Regions from separate parts of the Homo sapiens genome. Here region 2 is linked to region 1. Evidence: chromatin loops called from intact Hi-C (ENCODE). Cell type or tissue: breast epithelium. All regions are shown on one strand. Links, peaks and the distances in the headings refer to the core of each region. The heading gives the core; the rest is flanking DNA.

Region 1 (9,406 bases), core at 2,127-6,126:
CCCTGTTTGATAATGGTAATAAAGCTGTGGCCTTCTAAGAAGGGATGTACAAGCTCAGGCACAGTGGTTCACACCTGGAATCCAAGCATTTGGGGAGGCCAACGTGGGAAGATCACTTGAGATTAGGAGTTCACAACCAGCGTGGGGAATACAGCAAGACCCCGTCTATACAGAAATTTTTTAATTAGCCAGGCATGGTAATGTACACCTGTAGTACATTACCACAAGTAATGTACTCCTCAGGAGACTGAGGTGGGAGGATTGCTTGAATCTAAGAGTTTGAGGTTACAGGAGCCACTGTACTCCAGCCTAGGCAACAGAGCAAGAAGCAACACCCAATCTCAAACAAATAAACAAAAAAACACAAAATTGTGGCTCAAAGATTACCTCTCAGCTTTATTCCTGGCTTCACGTAGAATTCCAGTTCTCACTTGTAATATCATGATTTATCCATCTGTTTTGACTTCAATTGCATTTTATTATTTTAATCAAGCTCCCTTAAACACAATATTACATTACTTAAAGTAGTGTCATCTAAAATGTTCTTTTTTTTTTTGAGACGGAGTCTTGCTCTGTCACCCAGGCTAGAGTGCGGTGGCGCAATCTCGGCTCACTGCAAGCTCCGCCTCCCGGCCTCCCGGGTTCACACCATTCTCCTGCCTCAGCCTCCAGAGTAGCTGGGACTACAGGCACCCGCCACCACGACCGGCTAATTTTTTGTATTTTTAGTAGAGACGGGGTTTCACCGTGTTAGCTAGGATGGTCTCCATATCCTGACCTCGTGATCCGACTGCCTCGGCCTCCCAAAGTGCTGGGATTACAGGAGTGAGCCACCATGCCCGGCCTTAAAATGTTCTTTTAACAAAGGGATTTTAGTGAATTTTGCAACATGAGTAAATGAATTAATGAGAATATCATATTCACATTATAGCAGTCCCAAGCAAAAAGAAAACAAACAACAACGAAAAAAGAAAATACTCTCAGAATGTGCCATGGGGTATAAAAGAAGAAAAAGAAGACAATCTGTGGCCACTGCCCACAGGGGCAACAGGAAACTTGGTGCTGCCCCTTTAAGAAGCCGCCAGGTCAGTGGGAAGAAAAAGAGAAAATGAAAGTCAAAGGGCCGTAAAGAAACAGGTTTTCTTAAATAGGAAATACAAAAATTAAACAGTAATTCTACCTAAATTATTCTCCAAAATAATGAAAAGCAACAATGTTTCAGTCTAGGCTCCCCTGCATGGAGGTGATTAGCTGGAAGCGACTAGTATGCTGAAGTCTGATAATGACAGCTTTTACACACTGTCACCAAATTACGATGCAAATTCTATGGAAATCATTAGACCAGCACTCACTGTAAGAAGTATGATCTGGGATTGAGTTTTGGAGCTTCTCAGAGGTTTACTCCGATCCTGTCAATCTGACTGCAGAGCTGCTTTCCCTAGGCGTCTAAAATGCTCTCCTGGGGTTAGAGACCACACCCTGGTGCAGTGAATGGGATTCCTCCAATTCCAAATGGCTCCAAAACCTCTGCTTTCTCCCTCAACTGCTTCCATTCTCACTGCTTATCTCCGACCCTTTGGCCCAAATGTCTCCATTCATTCGGTGCCTCATTACACAATTATTGGGTACTCATCAGGTGCTTAAGCACTGGTGAATGTAAACAATAGAAGCTTGGTCCTTGAGGCATACTGATTCTGTTAGGCAATTTAAGAATACTCACAGCAAAGGGGGAATACTGTAATAGACGCAATTACCAGCCAATTAGGAACAAAAAAAGGAAATGCTGTACTAAGAAATGCTGTGCTGCTTGAGAAGGTCAGGGCAGGCTGAGAGTGGAGCACAGGATGAGTGGCAGGTTTCCAGGCGGTCAGTAGGCACCACAGTAGGTGTGGGGGAAATCTGGACAGATACAAACACGAGCAACATTGAGAAAGACAGTGAGGCAGTTAATTTTGTGTGCTAACTAGGATATGCCAACCAGACTTGGTCAAACACCTGCCTAGATGTTGCTCTGAAGGCTATTTTTTAGATGTGATTAACATTTAAATCAGTACACTGAGTAATACTCCCTACAATGTGAGTGGGCTTCATCCACTCAAAGACATTACCCAGGAGGAACAACTAATTCTGCCTCCAAGCGGCCTAGATGTTGGACTGGAGCTGCAACATCAACTCTTTCCTGTGTCTCTAGCTTGCCAGCCAGCCCTGCAAATCTCAGACTTGCCAGCCCCCACAATGACATGAACCAATTCCTTCAAATCAATCAATCAATCAATCAATCAATCAATAGCGCGCTCTCTCTCTCTCTATATATATATACACACATATATATATATCCATATCCATCCATCCCACTGGTTCTGTTTCTCCAGAGAACCATGACTAATGTGGATATGGTGAATTCAAGAAACTATCCGTACAAAATGGCTGGGTTACAAAACACACACAAGCCAGGGGGCATGTGGTGCAAAGGCAGGAAAGTGCTAGTCACAAAGGCACTGGGACACTGGAGAGTTTACACTCCCCCCAGGGCAAGAGAGAGCCACCAATAGTTTAAGCTGAGGAGCGACCATCTGACATGATCAGATGGTCACTCCAGCTAAAACTCACTGGCAGCAAATGAATGGAAAAAAAAAAGACTGGAAGCAGAAGACCAGGTAGGAGGTTACTATAACAGCCCAGGCAGGACAAGGTAACTGATGTGGGCAAGGAAAGGACAAGAGATGACACCGCTACCAAAGCTATGCTAGTGGGGTAAAATCAGCAGGACCTGCTGGTGAAGACATGAGGAGTGAGGGGAAAGGAGGACGATAGGATGACTCCAAGATTTCTGACTTTGGCTCCCAAATGGATTGTGGTCCTGCTTTGAAATAGGGTGGGGAAAAACACAGAGATGATAGAAGGGAGGGACATGTGGAGTAGGAGATGTCTATGAAATACCTACATGGAAATGTTGAGGCATTTGGAACTCAGGGTCTGGAACTCAGGAAACAAATCTGGACTGGAGACAAGGCTTTGGGATTCACAAGGGAAGAGTGACTGCAGTTGTAGACATAGAAAGTGAACAAAGTAGGAGAGAGTCAGGAATGGTATGTTAAGACACACTAACCTGCAAGGGTGGGCAGAACAATGCACTGACAAAGAGGTACAAGGAAAACCAGCAGAGGAGGGAAAATCAAGAGGAAAAGTGACAGTGATAACACACGCCAACAAAGCAAGTAAGACAAGGACTGAAGTTGCAGGGTTTAGCCGTGAAAGGTAATTTAGAAGATCTTATATAACAACAGTTTAGGGTAGGATGGGGAAAGCAACCAAATATAATGAGTTGAACAGTCCTTAAGAGATAAGAAAATGGACATAGTGACTGAAGCCACTGGGCTGTGAAACAAAGGCTGGGGGAATAATGAGAAAGATACTGACAGCCCGTTGTGGAACCCTAGAAATTATCCACCCTTATTGACACAGGTGTTGGGTTACTGTGCTTCATCTTTAATTCAGCTCTGTTGCAGGGATCCCTAATGCAGAACACTGACCACAGGGCCACAATGACTTCTGGACATTAGACTCAGACAACTTGGCATTTTCAGTTTGGTGATGATGTTGGAAACTGTTTTCAATTTGCAACCTAATTGCTTCCCAAATAAAGATCTCAATGATGCTTCTCATAGGAGAAATACATATATTCTAAAGAGTGCACTGAGTAGTTTTTAGCTATTTTACATATAATTTTATAGTTATAGGAGCGAAGATCAGTGATCAGAAATATTTTATGTACAAGTTTGGTATTATGTCTCAGAGAAAAAAAATCATAAGTATAGCATTTGTTAATGAACACCAAGTACCTTCATAAAAACATGTTTATTTGAACATGCAAATAAGAGTTAGTTGTTTACTCTCATCAAAATTATAGCGTGTCTTCAGGAAAAGAATTCTAGGTCAAAGCAGACTAATGTTCAGGACAGCCAAGAGTAAAACATTAATGAATATTTATTAATATTATGTGCCAGACACTGTGTCCTTCAACCCTCACCTATGGCTAGTACCATTATCCTCACTTTACAAAAGAGAAAACTGAGGCACAGAGAGGCTGAATAATTACTTGAAAGTCACAGAACTGAGAACTGGCAGAGAGGAGATTTGAACGCACGTACGTCCACACGATGTCAGACGCTACCTGAGATGAACAGTAAGCCTTGGCCGGGCATGGTGGCTCAGGCCTGTAACCTCAGCACTTTGGGAAGCCGAGGTGGGTGGATCGCTTGGGCCCAGGAATTCAAGACCAGCCTGGGCAACATGGTGAAACCTCGTTTCTATAAAAAATACAAAAAAAAAAAAAAATTAGCTGGGCATGGTAGTGCACAACTGTGGTCCCAGCTACTCGGGAGGCTGAGGCAGAAGTATTGTCTGAGCTGGGGAGGTCAAGGCTTCAGTAAGCCAAGACTGCACCACCGCACTCCATCCTGAGTAACCAAGCAAGACCCTGTCTCAATAAATAAACAAACAAACAAATAAATAAGCCTTTATCCTATGATCTCATTAAAGACAGAGGTGCCCCCTAACTTGCCCTTTAACTTGCAGTCTTGATCCCTGCAACAAAGCTGAACTAAAGATGAAGTGCAATACCAAACTGCTCCCTAACTTGTACCTTCTCCTGCTCCTATGCCACAGCTCTCTTCCATAAGTTCATTCTGAAGAGTCCTAGGCTGTTCTATGCAAATGACGAATCATTTGCCAACCCTTAGATTTTCCGGCTTGCATCCGGATCAGTGTGTTGGCTGTAAACCAACCAACACAGATGATCAATATTACAGCACAAAGGAAGTAAAAAGCCTTTGTGATTATCCAGTAAGCTAGGGATCAGAAAAGAATGATTGCAAAATCCTAACGTACAGTAGAATAAGGAAATGTTTCCAGGTATTTGTCAGAAAAGGGCCAGCTTCCATCTGGACCATGACCTACAAACAACATTAATGCTCCTAACAGAACTATTTAAATAAGATTCCACTGTTTGTTCTCTGAAATCTCCTGGGACACAATGACTACCTAGAAGGTAATCAGACCTCGACCACAGGAGAGCCAAGGACTGCCATTCCAGCTTTCCTGCCATTCTCACTTCCTGGCAGGTGAACTCTGCTCCCATTCCAGCCCCTGAAAGCCTAACCTAAGAAAAGAAAAAAAGAGAGAGGAATAGAAAAGAAAAAACTGTGAAAAGAAAGAAATGAAATAGAGGCAGAAAACAAAGAGGAGGGAGAAAGGAAACAATTACACTAGAGGTAGTTTCTGCTAGACCAACACTGAGCCAGGCCATCCCAGTTTTCACTCTCTTCTGGACACTCACCAACAATATACTTTAATTTTGTCAAAACTGCCTTTGGGTGAGGCATCCTGATTCCTGGGTAGAAATAACATGAAACCCGTGAAGTCAGAGACTCTTCTATAGTAGAGACCCAGAATGCAGTTCACTAATTTTGAAAGAATTTGTCAGAGCTGTAGGAGACCTGTGAGATCATGATTGCTGTTCCCATCTAAGAGTTAGATTCTGCCTATGATAACTGTCCATAAGGGCAACATTCCAACTAAATTTTCGCATTACTGTGTGCTACAATTAATTTTTTTAATCCAGTTAATAAAGTGCTTTCACAGAGTATATCATTAACAAAAGTTAATCGATAAATACTCCAGAGCAATAGCCCCAACAACAGAGATATTATAACCCTCCTATCAGAATACACAGAAATGGAATATGAGTATCTGGAAATGCAAACTTCAGCAAACATCACAGGAATTTTTTTAAGTGTTTGCATATAACATGTCAAAAACTAATGAACTCTGATTCTACTAGCATTTACTCTCCTAAATTCTATCACTCAAAATAATATGAAACCATTAAAAACACCTAACATGTGAACTAAAATATACACACAAATGTCTATGACAATCATAATAGGAGGTGCTAAGCTGGTTAACTAACAAGATCTCTTGAGGCTGGGATTTTCCTCACCCTAGACCCCCAGATGCATTCATCCCTGGAGTCCCTCGTACTCAATCAGTACTTGATGACTCTGAAAGAATCATCCAGGAATGATTCCAGATGGAATTTAAGTTCCATATCCAACTCAAGGCCAGTAACATTTGCTGAAAAGCAGTGAAGTCAATCAGTAACAAGTTAGTCAAAACAATGAAGAAAAGATAATGCAGGCAGTAATTACTTCTGAGTGGTGGGATTGCGGGTGTTGTTTTTTTTCCCCCTGAAACTTTATATCCTCCTATACTTCCAATTTTTCAATAGTGAACATTATTTTTACTATTCTGAATAAATGTTAAGGAAAAAAGTTTATGAAATATATATATTTCCATATATATGTCATATATATATATAAAATGTTTCAAGTCACTACTACGGTCCCCATAAATGAATGGTTCTCAACCACAACACCTCACTTTTCAAACACCTCAGAATGTTTCTAAAAACAGCCAGCTCCAAGTTCTACCCTAAGCCCACTGAACTGCATAGAAGAGCCAAGAGTTATTCAACCTGCCCAAGTAATTCTATTACACCACCAACATCAGAACCATGCTTTATGGATGCTTCAACTACAAATGGCAAGTTTCTTATCTTTGGAGAGGACTGAAATCAAAGGTCAGAACATCAACAAAAAAGCAAAGTATTCTTTTGGAACAAGCTCCATATCTAGAGAAACAGCTGATTCTAGTGAGAATTTCAGTAGTTCCTAGAGAGTGACTGTGGAAAAGGCAAGCACAGCAGGAGACACCTGAGATTGCACTGGATGCAGGGAGTGAGGTGCCAATTGTGGCTGGAACTATAGGAAGGAGCGGGCAGGCCAGAGCTGTTTCCCTGGGATTCCAGAACAGAAGGCTGTGCCACACAGAGGTCCCCTGGGTCACAATAGCAGCTGAATCTCAGTGGCCATGACAGCAAGGCAACAACGGGGCCAGCTCCCCAAGGTCCATGTAAGTGCAGCTGCCCAGGACTCCCCTTGCTGTCCAGACATAGGCTCTCCTACCTGCTTCCAACTTCAGTTCTGTGGCATTTCCAGGAAATATGGGTAGTTAACACATAACCATGCTCAATGAGAGCCAACCTGTGGCTGTGCGGCCCTTTCTCGGCACGTGGCCCAAGCCTGTGCTGGGTCTACGCAGTGAAGTACAAGGTAAAAAGAAGGCAAGCAGCTTCTTACACCTCCCTCCCAGTGCTGAACCTAGACAAAATGTACCCCTCTTAGCACCTTTAGGAACTTTTCCTAGAGAAACAAGAATGGCAGGCACCTATCTGAGTGTGCTTGGTTCCTCTTGGATATAAAGTGCAAGCCTGTGTCACCTTCTGTGTCACTCAGGATTAAACGTTTATGACATCCCACCACTGATCTAAAAGGATCCACTCACAGAGGAAAATGAAGACTGAAAAGCCAACACCAACACCACCCTTCTGTGCTTCTCAGCACTTCTGGGCCTTCACGTCCTCCTTTTCCTCCCCCACCTTTATAAGCACTCTCCTTTTCTTCAATATACACTCCAAACCCTCTCCGTCCCACCTTAAGTGATCTGCCTTGAGCTGAGCCCGTTTTTTAAACAGGTAAAACTGCTTTTAAGAGAAAGAAACATTTCTCCCATGCAGAGTACAATTAAGAAAGCATCCCTTCCCCATCCCCAGGGCAGCCATGCCTCCTTCCACCTAAGCTTGGTGAGCTTTGGAACTGGTGGTAAGAACTGATCCAAAGTGTGTGCTTTAACAAATCCTTCCAAAGAAAACTTGGAAATCAGCTATTTAAACTTGGAGTCCACTTCTCTGTAGGAAGGGCATTCATTTGAACACAAATTTAGTTCCTGCGCCATAATGTGCAGTGTTAAGAGTAACCCTGAACAATGCATTTGCTGCATGGAATAGCTTTCTCAGTACAACTGTGTAGTGCTGTAGAGCTCCCTTTTTGCCCCTGGAATTAGCCCCAATACCCCCCGTTGACAGCTTCAACAAGTGGGATCCAGGTATGACATCTGAGAAGTGAGTAAAATAAGGCTCCAGTCGACAATGGGGCAATGGAAGTGGCCAGGCAGCCAGGCTCTGGGCAGCAACCACACCAGAGGCTAGCTCCTGGAGGCAAACTCTATGATTGATGTGATGAAGTGGGGAAAGGGAAGGGGAAGAAGACAGGAAAAGCAAGAGTCCCTGAAGCAAACTTCTAGTGGTGGGGGTCTCCCGTGGCTCCACTTTTCCCCAGGGCTTCACTGCAGATGGGGTGAGAGAGGGCATCAGCCAATCACTGTCCAGAGGTAGGACACTGCCCGCATCCAGTCTGGTATACAAGAAAAACCAAAGTGATCCTCCAGGATAACAATGTTCTCATTTCCAGAAGATCATTACGCAAGGCACTTTCTTTCGTCCTAGTACAGATAAGGGTGGTTCAAAAAGACTCAAAAGTTTGCCCATGGGCTGTGCATGGTGATTCATGCCTGTAATCCCAGCACTTTGGGAGGCCAAGATAGGAGAATCACTTGAGCCCAGGAGTTCAAGACCAGTCTGGGCAACATAGAGAGACCCTGTTTCTACAAAAAAAAAAAAAAAAAAAATACAAAAATGAGTCACGTGTGGTGGCACACACCTGTGATCCTAGCTACTCAGAAGGCTGGGGTGGGAGGATTAGTTGAGCCCAGCATGTCCAGGCTGCGGTAAGCAAAGATCACGCCACTGTACTCCAGCCTGGGCAAGAGCAAGACAAAAAAAAAGTAAATTTGCCTGTGACACCCAGTGAGTACTGAGGTCAGGAATCAAACTCATGTTCATCTTTCTCTCCTCTCCCTTTACAGATTTATCTTAATTCCAAGGCCAGAATTCAGGTACCAGAAATGGGTACTTTGCCCAGATCATCCCTGACAAAAATATTTGCCTATTAACACAATCTTACTACAACTAAATAGAAAACAAAAACTGTTGACCTATAAGATAAATGAATCTTTCAAAGCATTATTTGGTTGCTCTACCTGAAGAATACTAAATTGTAACCCAGTCATCCAGCATGAGACTCTACCTGTAAACCTCGAAGGCTTATTCCTGCCTAGAGCCCCAGGGAAGCAGCTTCCACCTCCACATTCCAAGCTGCCATGGAAACAACAATGCTGCCTATTCCACTACAGGCTTTGCGAGACTCCTCTGAAGACCTCCCTCCAGAGTCCACAGTTGCGAGACTCCTCTGAAGACCCCTATCCAGAGTCCACAGTTGCGAGACTCCTCTGAAGACCCCTCTCCAGAGTCCACAGTTGACTTCCTCCTCAGAGTCCTACCACAGGATTAATTCCTGAAATCTTTCCCAAATCCAAACGTTAAGCATTATCTACATCAGTCAATGTCCTACTAAAAGTTTCCATTACACATGCTATAAATTTTGACTGA
Region 2 (9,406 bases), core at 2,978-6,977, 74 kb after region 1:
TGATGTTTTTTTGTTGTTGTTGTTTTTTGTTTTGAGATAGGGTCTCACTCTGTCACCCAGACTGGAGTGCAGTGGCATGAACATGGTTCACTGCAGTCTCAAGCTCCTGGGCTCAAGTGATGCTCCCACCTCAGCCTCCCAAGTAGCTGGGACTATGGGTATGTGCCACCATGCCTGGCTAATTAAAAAAAATTTTTTTTTGTAGAGACAGGGTCTCACTATGTTGCCCACGTTGGCCTTGAACTCCTGGGCTCAAGTGATCCTCCCACCTCAGCCTCCCAAAGTGCTGGGATTACAGTCATGAGCCACTTCACCCAACCACAAATGCTTATACACTACTGGTGGAAATGTAAATTAGTACTATCTCTAAAAATAGTGTGGAGATTTCTCAAACAACTAAAAGTAGATCTAGTCCAGGTGCAGTGGCTCACGCCTGTAATCCTAGCATTTTGGGAGGCCAAGGCAAGAGGATTGCTTGATCCCTGGAGTTCCCGACTAGCCTGGGCAACATGGTGAGACCATGTCAATACAAACAAATAAGTAAAATATTAGCCACAGGAGTTGCCAGCCTGTGGTCCCAGCTAGGAGATGAGCTGTGGTCTCAGGAGGCTGAGGTGGGAGGATTGCTTGAGTTCAGGAGGTAGAGGCTGCACTGAGCCATTTTCATGCCACTGCACTCCAGCCTCAGTGACAGACTGAGTCCTTGTCTCAAAAAAAAAAAAAAAAAAAAAAAAGATCTACCATTTGATCCAGCAATCCCACTACAGGGTATCTACCCAAAGGAAAAGAAGTCATTATTTCAAAAAAAGACACCTGCACACATATGTTTATTGCAGCACAATTCACAATTGCAAAGATATGGAACCAACCTAAGTGTTCATCAGCTGATGAATGGATAAAGAAAACATGGTATATATACACCATCGAGAACTACTCAGCCACGAAAAAATGAAATGATGTCTTTTGCAGCAACTTGGATGGAGCTGGAGGTCATTATTCTAAGTGAAGTAACTCAGGAATGGAACAAATACCGTATTTTCTCACTTATAAATGGGAGCTAAGCTATGGGTATGCAAAGGCATACAGAGTGGTAGAATGGACATTGGAGACTGACAAGGGGGAGGGGTGAAATGAGGATAAGGGATAAAAAACTGCATATTGGGTACAGTGTCCACTACTCAGGTGACAGGTACATTAAACTCTCAGACTTTCAACTATACAATTAATCCATGTAACCAAAAACCACTTGTACCCCTAAAGCTATTGAAATTTAAAAAGGAAAAAAAAGAATTATAGTTATTAATGTAGAATAACTATAAGTAAATTTAACAATTTTGTGAAATGAGATCAACATACAAAAAATCAATTTTTTAAATATTAGCAACAAAGTAACAAAAAAAGAAATAAGGAAGATGATATTACTTACAAAAAATTAAAAACCTTAGAATAAATCTAATCAAAGATATAAAAGATCTTTTTAAGTAGCTTTAAATAAATGGAGGGTTATATCATGTTAATGGGGTGGAAGACTCACGATTGTAAAGATTTTAGTTCCCCCCAAATCGATAGATTTAATCTAATCCTAATCAAACTCCCAGCAGGTTTATATAAAAATAAGCTGATTCTAAAATATATATAAAAACAAATGTGCCGCATATTGCAAAGGTGTGCTTGAAGAAGATTTGTAGATATTACTACTAGATTCTAAAACTTACAGTGATCGTAATTAAGACAGTGTGGTATTAGCACAGATAGGCAAGCTGACTAGATAACAGAATAGAAAATCCAGAAATAGACCACTATTGATTTTTTTTTTATAAAGGTGTTATTGTAGTGCAGTGGGTATGGTCTTCCCAATAAATGGTGCTGTGCCAATCAGATATCTATAAGTAAAATACATGTATCCAGAACGCTTCTTCTTTACAAAAACCACAAGAAGGATTTTAGACCTAATGTAACAGATTAAACTAACGAAGCTTTCAGAAGAAAGCATAAGAGAATATCTTTATGACTTTGGGGTTGGCAAAGACTTCATTAAAAAAGTATTCATCATACTTTATTGATACATTGAAAAATTGGGCTCCAAGAAAAATGAGAGCTGCTCTTTCTCAAAAGACACCATAATGGGAGCAAAGGCAAACGACACACTTGAAGTAGATATTTGCAGAGTATACACTTGGCAAAGGACTTGTATTCTGAAAAGGATTTAGGTAACAGGAAGGAGCTCCTTACAGTAGGGAATCCATTCAGAAGTTCAAACTGGTTTAGAGACACCTTGATTTAACACAATCACACTTCGGGCTCTCAAATGACTCCAGCTCACCCACCTTATGTATACATATGTGTGTGGGGGGGGGGATGGTCACACTACACTAAAACGAAAGTAGTTGGAGCTCCATCCCCTTATTCCTCTATTTCTATGAATTCTCCTGGTCTTTGCCCTTTGTTTCCTGTGCCCCTACTAAATGCCATCTCAGTTTATCCTTCCTCCTGTTTCCACCTCTCCTCTTCCCAACTAATGTGGGATATAGCATTGGTTTTTGTGTTGTTTTCAATTCCCACAAACTATCACTAACATATGGTAGTTGTGTAGTGCACCCCTGTACCAAAAAGCTTCTTTGGAGGCAGTGGCAGGGACGGGCAGGGGCAGTGGTAATGAGGATAAGCAAGCACCAATAGTTAGACTTCCTTGTTCTCATTTCCTCAGTCACTCTCATCTCCCCAACCCCCTTTCGCACCATGGGTTCCAGTTTACTGGGTTGCAAGGTCCTATCCCTCTATCTGAAAGTTTTTTCAGGAAACTCCAGATTCTTTTTTTTTTTTTTTTTTTTGACAGAGTTTCACTCTTAATTCTTTATCATGTAGACTAAACCATTTAGCTTTCTTTGTCTCACTCCTCTGCCTTTTGTGATCATGTCCTGTGGCTGATCTTTCAGCAAACTCCATTGACTTATTTCACCAAGCAAAGGAGAGGCATCTAGATAGGGATTTGGGGACTATCTTAAAGAATTATTCTTTAAAATCCCAAATTGAATTCATTAACGTAAGACACACCCTTCTCTCCTCCCAACGTGGTTCTTACACCAAGTTCTTCCTTTTCTTTTTCTTTAAAATTTTTTCAGGGGGTTCACACTGCATTGTCTAGGCTTGTTAGAAACTATGGGTTCTTGGGCTCTCAATGCAATAGAAATTGATGTGAGGCCCAAAGAGTTTTCCTGAGACTTCACTGGAGCTTATGCATGGGCATAAGGGAGGCAGCACAAGAGAGAGAGAATTCCCTCACTGACTCTTTGAAAAGGTTGGGATTTTTATTAGGCAAAGTGCAAGAATTGATACTGGGGGTAGGGTATACAGGCTGGGCTGGGTAAAGCACGTGAGGGGTAGGGTATAGAGGTCTGCACATCTGGTTGTGATGGTTGTATTGAGTAATGGGCCAACTGGCGGTCTCACCCATGGCAACAAGGCTGTAAATCAATTGTTCAGCTTTTGATTTTACAAGCTTATGGGTGGAGAGCACTTACCTTGTCTCAAAGAGACTTTGGACTTGGACTTTTGGGTTAATGCTGGAATGAATTAAGACTTTGAGGGAGTGTTGGGAAGGCATGATTGGTTTTGAAATGTGAAAAAGACCTGAGATTTGGGAGGGGCCAGGGGCAGAATGATATGGTTAGGCTTTGTGTTCCCACCCAAATCTCATCTTGAATTGAAATTTCCATAATCCCTATAATCCCCACGTGCCAAAGGAGAGACCAGGTGGATGTAATTGAATCATGGGGGCAGTTCCTCCATGCTGTTCTCACGCTAGTGGGTGAGTTCTCACAAGATCTGATGGTTTTGTAAGGGGCTTTTCCCCCTTTGCTCGGCAATTCTCCTTCCTGCTGCCTTGTGAAGAAGGTGCCTGGGTTTCCCTTCACCTTCTGCCATGATTTTAAGTTTCCCGAGGCCTCCCCAGCCATGCTGAACTGTGAGTCAATTAAGCCTCTTTCCTTTATAAATTACCCAGTTTTGGGCAGTTCTCTTTTTTTGAGACGGTGTTTGAACCAATACAAGAACCTTACATTTACAAGTAAGTGTAGTCTGAAAGTATTTCATCTTCAAGTAGATTCATGAAAATAACTGATAGGTTCAGGTTTCTGGTAACTTTGTTATACCTTGAATTGGGTAAGGATTTCCAGAACTCTGATAAGGAAACTCTTGGGTTCATAAAATTGCTAGAACCAAAATCTAGCAGAACAAGAATTAGTTACATGAGACTAAATGAACTCATGACATTTTATTTGAATCATTGCTGGTTTTGTTTTCCAGATTTAAGGAAAATTTTCTTTTTTCTCTTAGACTACCTATTGCTTACAGCAGCTTGGTAGATTACTCCTTTATAAACAAAATACAATTACTTTTTCTCCCTACTTGACCCGTCCAGAATTCAGAAGCTATTAGTGACTATCCTTTTTTCATGGCAATAAAGTTATTTATGTAAGTTCAATAAGAATCTGTTCTCTTCGTAACAGAACATAATTGGAAGCATTGGTTTTATAACCAAGGTTTTGACTGGAACGTCGTACTTGAGAATGTGTATAGATCAGATATGACCAAGCGATGCAGAATTTTTGTTCCTTAGTTAAGCTAAATCTGGATTCTTCTGCCACGACCAGGAAAAATTAGGCATGTGGACACTCTGAAGGGTGAGGACAGTGGAATTTATTGGGCAAAAAGGAAGAAAAAAAAAACTTTCAGCAAAGTGAGGGGTGTCCTGCCAATGGCCTCCCACCTCACAGATTGAATATCAGGCCCCCACACATGAGCTGAAGAGCCAGACTCCTCCCCCTGCATAAGGTGCAAATTCCTGGTCACTCCACCCCATTCCTCCAGTGCACATGTGGGCATTATTCAGAAAGAATCAGTTGGGAAAGGGTGGACAAACAGGGGCAGTTCTCCCTCTGGGTCGTGTTTTTCATCTGGGACCAGCAGTCCAATCTTTCAGCCTTCAGGCTGTTTTAGGCCTGAAGGTTGGGTTTCACTGGGTACTCTTCACTGTCTACTGTCTCTATCACAAGCAGCTTCAAGAAACTAAGGTTGAGGCCCAATGGCTCATGCCTCTAATGTAATCCCAGCACGATGGGAGGGTGAAGCACGTGGATTGCTTGAGTTCATGAGTTTTTGACCAACCTGAGCAACATGACGAAAACTCGTCTCTACAAAAAAAAAAAAAAAAAAAAAATACAAAAAATTAGCCAGGCATGGTAAGGCGCGCCTGTAGTCTTAGCTACTCAGGAGGCTGAGGTGGGAGGATGGCTTGAGCCTGGGAGGCAGAGGATGCAGAGAGGCGGAGGTTGCAGGCAGACAGAGGTTGTATTGAGCTGAGATGGCGCCACTGCCCTCCAGCCTTGGTGACAGAGCAAGACCCTGTCTCAAAAAAAATAAAAATTTAAAAAAGAAACGAAGGTGGATTTTATAATGCCAATTAATCTCTCTTCCCTTTGGAAAAACTGGACTGATACCCGGCTTACAGGGTTCTGGGCCTTACAGGTGAGAAAAGAATGTCACTTCCTGGCAGGCCCAGGACCCTAGGATATCTTGAGGATCTCAACAAGAGAAGAATTCATCCAAATCTGTAGGTATTGTTATTGGAAAGGGGTACTAATACAGACTCCATTTAATACAGACACATTTAACGCAGTGTGTCGAGGGAACTTTATAGCACTAAATGCCCACAAGAGAAAGAAGGAAGGATCTAAAATTGACACCCTAACATCACAATTAGAAGAACTAGAGAAACAAGAGCAAACAAATTCAAAAGCTAGCAGAAGGCAAGAAATAACTAAGATCAGAGCAGAACTGAAGGAGATAGAGACACAAAAAACCCTTCAAAAAATCACTGAATCCAGGAGCTGTTTTTTTAAAAAGATCAACAAAGTTGACAGACTGCTAGTAAGACTAATAAGAAAAGAGAAGAATCAAAAAGACGCAATAAAAAATGATAAAGGGGATATCTCCACTGATCCCACAGAAATACAAACTACCATCAGAAAATACTATAAACACCTCTATGCAAATAAACTAGAAAATCTAGAAGAAATAGATAAATTCCTGGACACATACACCCTCCCAAGACTAAACCAGCAAGAAGTGGAATCCCTGAATAGACCAATAACAGGCTCTGAAATTGAGGCAATAATTAATAGCCTAACAACCAAAAAAGTCCAGGACCAGACAGATTCACAGCCGAATTCTACCAGAGGTACAAAGAGGAGCTGGTCCCATTCCTTCTGAAACTATTCCAATCAATAGAAAAAGAGGGAGTCCTCCCTAACTCATTTTATGAGGCCAGCATGATCCTGATACCAAAACCTGGCAGAGACACAACAAAAAAAGAGAATTTTAGACTAATATCCCTGATGAATATCTATGCGAAAATCCTCAATAAAATACTGGCAAACCGAATCCATCAGCACATCAAAAAGCTTATCCACCAAGATCAAGTCGGCTTCATCCCTGGGATGCAAGGCTGGTTCAACATGCTCAAATCAATAAACGTAATCCATCACATAAACAGAACCAAAGACAAAAACCACATGATTATCTCAATAGATGCAGAAAAGGTCTTTGACAAAATTCAACAGCGCTTCATGCTAAAAACTCTCAGTAAACTAGGTATTGATGGAACATATCTCAAAATAATAAGAGCTATTTATCACAAACCCACAGCCAATATCATACTAAATGGGCAAAAACTGGAAGCATTCCCTTTGAAAACCGACACAAGGCAGGGATGCCCTCTCTCACCACTCCTGTTCAGCATAGTGTTGGAAGTTCTGGCCAGGGCAATCAGGCAAGAGGAAGAAATAAAGGGTATTCAATTAGGAAAACAGGAAGTCAAATTGTCTCTGTTTGTAGATGACATGAGTGTATATTTAGAAAACCCCATCGTCTCAGCCCAAAATCCCCTTAAGCTAATAAACAACTTCAGCAAAGTCTCAGGATAGAAAATCAATGTGCAAAAATCACAAGCATTCCTGTACGCCAATAACAGACAGAGAGCCAAATCATGAGTGAACTCCCATTCACAATTGCTACAAAGAGAATAAAATACCTAGGAATCCAACTTGCAAGGTATTTGAAGGACCTCTTGAGGGCGAACAATAAACCACTGCCCAACGAAATAAAAGAGGACACAAACAAATGGAAGAACGTTCCATGCTCATGGATAGGAAGAATCAATATCGTGACAATGGCCATACTACCCAAGGTAATTTATAGATTCAGTGCCATCCCCGTCAAGCTACCAATAACTTTCTTCACAGAATTGGAAAAAACTACTTTAAAGTTCATATGGAACCAAAAAGAGCCCGCATTGCCAAGACAATCCTAAGCAAAAAGAACAAAGCTGGAGGCATCATGCTACCTGACTTCAAACTATACTACAAGCCTACAGTAACCAAAACAGCATGATACTGGTACAAAAACAGAGAGATAGACCAATGGAACAGAACAAAGGCCTCAGAAATAACACCACACATCTACAACCATCTGATCTTTGACAAACCTGACAAAAACAAGCAATGGGGAAAGGATTCCCTATTTAATAAATGGTGTTGGGAAAACTGGCTAGCCCTATGTAGAAAGCTGAAACTGGATCCCTTCCTTACATCTTATACAAAAATTAATTCAAGATGGATGAAAGACTTAAACGTTAGACCTAAAGCCATAAAAATCCTAGAAGAAAACCTAGGCAATACCATTCAGGACATAGGCATGGGCAAGGACTCCATGACTAAAACACCAAAAGCAATGGCAACAAACGCCAAAATAGACAAATGGGATCTAATTAAACTAAAGAGTTTCTGCACAGCAAAAGAAACTATCATCAGAGTGAACAGGCAGCCTACAGAATGGGAGAAAATTTTTGCAGTCTACCCATCTGACAAAGGGCTAATACCCAGAATCTACAAAGAACTTAAACAAATTTACAAGAAAAAATCAAACAACCCCATCAAAAAGTGGGCAAAGGATATGAACAGACACTTCTCAAAAGAAGATATTTATGCAGCCAACAGACACATGAAAAAATGCTCATTGTCACTGAATGCTCATGCATTTCTCATCAGAAATGCAAATCAAAACCACAATGAGATACCATCTCACACCAGTTAGAATGGTGATCATTAAAAAAGTCAGGAAACAACAGGTGCTGGAGAGTAAGTGGAGAAATAGGAACGCTTTTACACTGTTGGTGGGAGTGTAAACTAGTTCAACCATTGTGGAAGTCAGTGTGGCGATTCCTCAAGGATCTAGAACTAGAAATATCATTTGACCCGCCATCCCATTACTTGGTACATACCCAAAGGATTATAAATCATGCTACTATAAAGACACATGCACACGTATGTTTATTGTGGCACTATTCACAATAGCAAAGACTTGGAACTAACCCAAATGTCCATCAATGATAGACTGGATTAAGAAAATGTGGCACATGTACACCATGGAATACTATGCAGCCGTAAAAAAGGATGAGTTAATGTCCTTTGTAGGGACATGGGTGAAGCTGGAAACCATCATTCTGAGCAAACTATCGCAAGAACAGAAAACCAAACACCACATGTTCTCACTTATAGGTGGAAATTGAACAATGAGAACACTGGGACACAGGGCGGGGAACATCACACACTGGGGTCTGGCATGGGGTGGGGGTATGGGGGAGGAATAGCATTAGGAGAAATACCTAATGTAAATGACAAGTTAATGGGTGCAGGAAACCAACATGGCATATGTATACCTATGTAAAAAAAAACCCGCATGTTGTGCACATGTACCCTGGAACTTAAAGTACTAAAAAAAAAAAAAAAAAAAAAAAAATAGTCTGACTCTTGTAGAGCTCTGGCAATGGCTAATTAATTATGGTGTTTCTAGAAGTTAAATCGACAGGAAGCCTACTGCATTTCTGCTTAATTTATAAAAGCAGAAAACTTCTAGGTCGAATGGACAAAATACTGATTTGAATTATAAAAAGAGAGAATCACAGCCCCTCAATTTCCAGACTTGAGCCAGTTTACAGATCTGGAGCCCCTTGAATGAAGGGGAGGCCAGGTACCCTTCAGGAAGGACCCCACTACATTACCAACAATTTATGTAGTGAATCTTTCACCCATCCTTCCTCAAGGAGACCTCTGGCCTTTTACCAGGGTAACTGTGCACTGGGGAAAGGGAAATGATCAGATATTTCAGGAACTGTTGGACACTGGCTCTGAGCTCACATTGATTCCAGGGGACCCAAAACATCATTGTTGTCCTCCAATTGAAGTAGGGTCTTATGAAGATCAGGTAATTAATGGAGTTTTAGCTCAGGTCCGACTTAACATTGGGTGCGCTGGTTCCCTAGACTTATCCTGTGGTCATTTCCCCAGTG

What was found. Peaks named below come from ENCODE experiments on the same cell type or tissue, not always from the same donor. Only the 100,000 strongest peaks of a DNase experiment are listed, where the experiment ranks them.
Region 2: it touches region 1 in a loop (21-fold over the local background); 1 of 110 quality-filtered maps calls a loop at or near these places.

Annotation. Positions count from the first base shown.
Region 1 is chr6:2,220,843-2,230,248 of GRCh38, forward strand. All of the region lies in intron 1 of GMDS (GDP-mannose 4,6-dehydratase), which reads right to left. Among named protein-coding and RNA genes, the nearest start is that of GMDS, 20 kb to the right of the region's middle. RefSeq lists enhancers at 1,100-1,169, 1,336-1,953 and a silencer at 5,913-6,207. In breast epithelium, for the core only: no CTCF peak of the experiment used is centred there; no DNase peak of the experiment used is centred there; H3K27ac peaks cover 703 bases.
Region 2 is chr6:2,294,176-2,303,581 of GRCh38, forward strand. All of the region lies in intron 3 of GMDS-DT (GMDS divergent transcript), which reads left to right. Among named protein-coding and RNA genes, the nearest start is that of GMDS-DT, 53 kb to the left of the region's middle. In breast epithelium, for the core only: no CTCF peak of the experiment used is centred there; no DNase peak of the experiment used is centred there.